Linked DNA regions of Mus musculus: region 2 is linked to region 1. A link is a contact called in ENCODE Hi-C or POLR2A ChIA-PET data. All regions are on one chromosome and are shown on one strand. The core of a region is the stretch at or near the end of the contact, and the rest is flanking DNA. Distances in the headings are between cores, read along the strand shown.

Evidence for each region. Hi-C counts contacts between places; a loop is a spot of excess contacts on that map. ChIA-PET counts read pairs that join two places held with the same protein, here RNA polymerase II (POLR2A).
Region 2: a loop to region 1 is called in a map of heart, with 2.1 times the contacts of the local background. The contact joins the promoter of Art3 here to the promoter of G3bp2 in region 1. A Hi-C loop is called at or near these places in 1 of 37 maps with a recorded cell type or tissue (heart). POLR2A ChIA-PET finds 5 or more read pairs at or near these places in 1 of 5 experiments (embryonic stem cell).

The regions. Positions count from the first base shown.
Region 1 is chr5:92,082,470-92,085,169 of GRCm38, forward strand. G3bp2 (GTPase activating protein (SH3 domain) binding protein 2) reads right to left here and starts at 1,275. Exons shown (of 11, transcript NM_001080795.2): 1 at 1,060-1,275. Gm46933 reads left to right here. Exons shown (of 2, transcript XM_017321256.1): 2 at 403-1,696. The coding sequence ends at 1,104.
Region 2 is chr5:92,385,571-92,388,270 of GRCm38, forward strand. It overlaps Art3 (ADP-ribosyltransferase 3), which reads left to right and starts at 1,317. Exons shown (of 10, transcript NM_001370591.1): 1 at 1,317-1,421; 2 at 2,564-2,641. The coding sequence starts at 2,573.

The DNA.
Region 1 (2,700 bases), core at 25-2,524:
TGCACAACAATCACACCCGGAGAGAAGGGGGCAATTTTCCTTGATTCAGATTTGCTGCACGTGTTTTGTTTTTAAGAAGCAAAAGGCATCTCCTCAATGTTTTTTGTGCTTTGGTTTAAAACTAGTTATATCTTGGGAGTAGAAATTGTGAACACGACCCTACAGCCCCCCCCCCCCCCCAAAGCACCACAGGGGTACCTAAATAAATCTGCCCTTAGAGACGCAGGAAAACCTCAATCAGACTCCACTAACGAAATCCACACCATTTAGGGAAACTTACGTTCTTCTCCCCTTGTCCTACCCCAAAGAATAGCAGGGGGAGAAAAGCCCATTCCCAAAGCACTGAAACGTCCTTTTTATTCCTGGGTAACAGGAGAGATTGTCTGCAGAAAAAGGACGTAGGAGACGCACGTTACAGTCCCAGTATCCGAACACGTTCGGGATAATCCGGGGAGGGCGGGGGGAAACGCCGAGCACCCGGCAAGTGGAGCGGCGGCCACCTTCAACCCCGGATTCAGTTTCCGGGCACAGAAATGGTGCCCGGAGGCCGCTACTTTCGCATCTGCGTTGCTTCTGCCTCCGCCGACACGGCCTCCTTCCCCTCCCCCACGGGCGGGGCGACGACCGGGAACTAGGGCCGCCGGCGAGCGGAGGAACCAGGCGGGTGGGCTTCCTACCCTGAAACCGCCTCTGCAGGAGCCCACTGCCCCGCTTCGCGGCTTGGCGCCCGTTGGCGCGCTCTGGGAGCTGGCGGCGGACAGGGTACCCCCGGGCTGCTTCATCCTAGCAATCCCCAGCCCCACCTGTGCCCTCCTCTGCACCACGCGCGCAGGTCATCCTCCTCCCCACGCAGCCTTCCGCTCACCTTGCAGGAAAGGCTCGGCTCTGCACGCACGCACGCACTCTTGCTGGCGTAGGCAGCCGGCGAGAACAATGTTTCCGCCGCACCAACCCCGACACCAAGCGCACACACCGGACGGTTGCCGCGAGCCGCGGAGCGGAGGGAAATGTCCCCTGCCGACCACCACACCGACCGCCCCTCTCGGCCCCCGTACACACCTCCAACCAACAGCGGCGGCGGGCACGTCGCGCGGAGGTCAGTAGTGTCGCGGGATCGGCCGCAGCAGATTCTCCTCCCTCGAAGCAACCCGAGGCTTCGGAATCCGGAGAGCCGCGAGCTCGGGGCCCCTCACAGCCACCTCTTCCCGAGAGCCTAGAGCTGCAACGAGCTCCAAGAACACGGACGTCCCGCCCCCTTTGCCGCCGCCCCCTCTTATTGTTTTACCCCTGCGGAAAGGGCTAGGGAACCCCCCAGCACAGCGCCAGCCAATCAGGCATCAGTTTGGAGAGCTAGACCCAACCTTCTCGCGTCCCACTGCGGAGCACGCGCAGAACGGCGCCGCGCTCGCTCGCTCGCTCGCTCGGGCGTCCGGAAAGCCAGGGAACCGGAACCGGCCTAAAGTCGGGGCGAGAGCCCGCTGATTTGACGTCACAAGGAAGCTGCCTTTCTCTTGCAGTGATGCTGAAGCCTCCCTGTCCTCTCAGGTGGCGCGAACAAAAAAGATGGCTCGCCGCTAACCAGTGGCTTTTACAAACGGTTATTCCTGGAGCCTTTATTCGTGATAAGAGGGAGCAAATTTAGTAATGGTCCTGGTTGCTGCGTTATCGGAGCATTAAAATGCAGTTTTGAACTCTGCACAGTGAGCTCACCTGTATTGCTTAATTAGCCTGTTTTAGGAAATGGAGGTTTAAAAGTCTTTCTCATCAATGTCAAACAGCTAGTTTTAAATAAGGGTGCCGAGCTATGGAGTATGGGGAAAGTATGACATAGGCTGTATGGGCTTGGGGCTTTTGTATGGCCTTGGTGGCTTCATCCTTAAATGGAACTTACTGGAACAAAGGCTGAAAGGCTTAAAATTTAAAAAAGAAAAAAAAAGCCACTTATAAATCTATGCCACTGGGACTTAGTTATGGAAACAACACTGCTTCATGAACCTTGATTCATGGGGAAAAAAAAGCCTTTGTAGACCAAATGTTACTTTGCCACTAATAGCAATGTTTTCAATTTCAAGATAGCAGAAGAAACTGGGAATGAAGCTATGAAACGGTGAAAGGAACGGAAGGGCAATTGAGAGGAATAGAACACATTTTAATCAAGCAAAATGCAGGATTAAATACATCCTCAGTTTTCCCTCACAGTAGAGATTTCCTAGAAGAAGAAAAAAAAAAGGTTCACAAAAGGCAATGCTGATTGGTACTTGAGCCTCCAAAATCTACACTGGCATTATTTTGGATTGCTTAATAATTTTTATATGCAAAATATATAGGCAGACCATCATTTATTAAATGACTCTGAGATGGTTTTTCTTAATGCATTACTTCTGCAGATTACCTTTTAAGTACAGTGTTTATAGACCAGATACGCTACTGGTATTTTATAAAAGTCACTTATGTCTCACAAAAACCCACTTACGTAATTACCTATTTGAATGCACACTTTACAGATGAGGAAAGTGAGACTTACGAGACGGTTTACCCTAAGGACACGCTCGTATTACTCATCTCAGCCAGGCTCGGGGCTACATACCTCTAATCCCAGCACCTGGGAAGCAGAGGCAGGAAGATCACAAGGTCTAGGCTGACCTGGTCTACGAAGCAGATTCTAAGTCAGCCAGGGGTACATAAGGAGACTCTCTCGAT
Region 2 (2,700 bases), core at 67-2,566, 300 kb after region 1:
AGAGGGTCCCTGGAGCTCACTTGCCACCCAGCCTAGCAAAGTCATTTTAGGTTCAGTGAGGAACCCTGTCTCAGAAAACGAAATGGAAAAAACACTGTGACCAAAAGCAACCTGGGGTCATCTTGTTCATCTCTAAGGGAGGTTAGAGCGAGAACTCAAGCAGGGCAGGAACCTAGAGGCAGGAACTGATGCAGAGGCCATGAAAGAGGGCTGCTTACCAGTTTCCTCATGGCTTGCTCAGTCGGCTTTCATTGTGGGACCACACCCACAATGAGCTGGATCTTCCCCAACCAATGAATTGTACTAGGCTAATGGGATCTCTCTCTCATTCTCTCTCTCTCTCTCTCTCTCTCTCTCTCTCTCTCTCTCTCTCTCTCTCATAGATTTGTTTATATGACTACACTTTAGCTGTCTTCAGACACACCAGAAGAGGGCATCAGATCCCATTAGGAATGAATGGTTGTGAGCCACCATGTGATTTGCTGGGAATTGAACTCAGGACCTCTGGAAGAGCAGTCAGTGCTCTTAACCTCTGAGCCATCTCTCCAGCCCAGGGGGCCAGGGGTGGGGGGTGTGTTTTCTCAATTGAGGTGCCCTCTTGCCAAATGACTCTAGCTGGCATCAAGGCGACAGAAAACCAGCCAGCATCTGTCCTTGTTCAAAGAGTGTTCTAGATGCTGGCATCCCCAGCTTCCTTCCTGCCAGTGTTCTCGGTTGGACTTTCATTGGCCTTCGTTTATCCTGAGCAGTTGTTACCTGATTGGGTCTGGGGACACACACATAGTAGTGACTGCCAAACCAGCTTCAGTACTGTGCTCAGCTTGTTTGTGTGTCTCAGTGCCTGGCGCAGTACCTGAACCGCAGTCAGCTGGTTGAGTGGTGATAACCATCACTGTTGACAGTGTTTAACAAGTGAGCCCCCTTGCTGTGGGTGTCATCTAATAGAGGACAGTCCAGCCTTCCCTCTAGCATATGAGTGTCAAAGGCTCAGTTGTTGGGAACTGACCACCCCGCCACCCTACCCACCCAGTCCCATTCCCCCAACTACACACACACACACACACACACACACACACACACACACACACACTGCTCCAAAGGAGTCCAGGGCTGGGTTCAGAACTGAGCATGCTCTGTGGCGGGGGACATTGCTGTGGATTCACAGACCTCTTGGAGACTTAGTGTTAACAGCAGTGGTTCCAGGGCAGAGTGTGGCGACCGACCGGATATAAATAGCAGGGCAGAAGTTGACTAATGAGCCACTGCCAAGCTACCACTAGGGGTGTTATAAAAAGAAAAGCATTCCCAGGCAGCTCACTGTCAACAACATCCTATCCTGGAGGGAAGTTCTCCACAGCAGAGTGGGAATCCGGTGTGAGACAGGGCATCATTTAAACTTCCTGCAGAGGCACAAACGCCAGGTAAACATTTTGATTTATTTGCACCCAAACTGCAGAAAGGAAGACCAGGGAAACCCTGGCCCACGGCTGGCTTGGCACGTGCTGCCCATGGGTATTCCTTAGACTTTTTGAGAGGGAAGTTTGACACAGAGTAGCATCTTAAAATAACTACAGATATTTTAATAGCTTTAGATAAAAGGACTGCTTTTGAAGACAGGAACCTGGGACCTGGATGGATTACAACAAGAAAGACTGCCCTTCCTTCCCCTATGCTGTTTATTATCTCATTCAGAATCCAGATGATGATGTTTGGTTAAAAAAAAATACAGGAAAATAGAGGCTTCATTTGAGTTACAGCAATGGCAGCAGCTTTGCTGGAGCATTATGTATGTGAGAGACCGGAGGCTAACAACCTGTGTCACTGGTTGAGTCGGTTAATGGCTCCGGATAGCTTCAGCCAGTGAGGATTCTTGCCCTCCTGTCTATCCCTTACGCTGCCACAAATACCGGAATGGGTATTGGGCGCCCAGCCAGGACAATGATAGAATCTTGTTAGAATCACTGCCTTCGAAGGGCTCCTGAGTCTGTTCCTATCGTCAGGACATTCCACACTGGCTCGACCTCTGGCTTGTGTTGATTGTGAAGAGTTGGAGGAGGGAGGTCACCTCAGGCGAACAGCTTTGTACTGCTGCTGACCTCATGTCTCCGCTCCCACCCAAGTGGGCATGCTCTAACTTGCAAAGCGAACGGAAGAGCGGAAGCTTCACATGGGAAAGTTTCTAGACCATTCTTAGAAACTGGGAGTGAGAATGAGAGCATGGTGGTTTTAGTTTGTGTTGTTTCCTGTGAGTGCTCAGGGGACATTTAGAGATTGGGAGGAAAAGGTCTCTCTGGAGGGAGAGGTCTGTCTAGAGTTATGTGGAAGTAGACTTGGAAGCACTAAAGTTCTCTGCAGTTTTGCATTGACATCTCTAGAACAAACTGTTAGACACCTGGATAACATTGAATGCCTCTTATAGTCATAGGAATGTATTTGATAATCACTGCGACTATCACAATATCTATCCAGAATGAAAAAATATGCAACATCACCTTATCCAGTTCCGTTTCCCTAAACCCTCTTTGTTAAGTTTACTGAATTAACGTTTTTCATTCTAATCCAGACGTGAAAAATGAAGATGGGACATTTTGAAATGGTCACCACGCTGCTGGCAGCCGCAGTTCTAATGGACATCTTCCAGGTAATGAAGGGAACGGGAAGCATGCTCGCTCCCTGGGCTGGGAACCCTGTAACACAGCC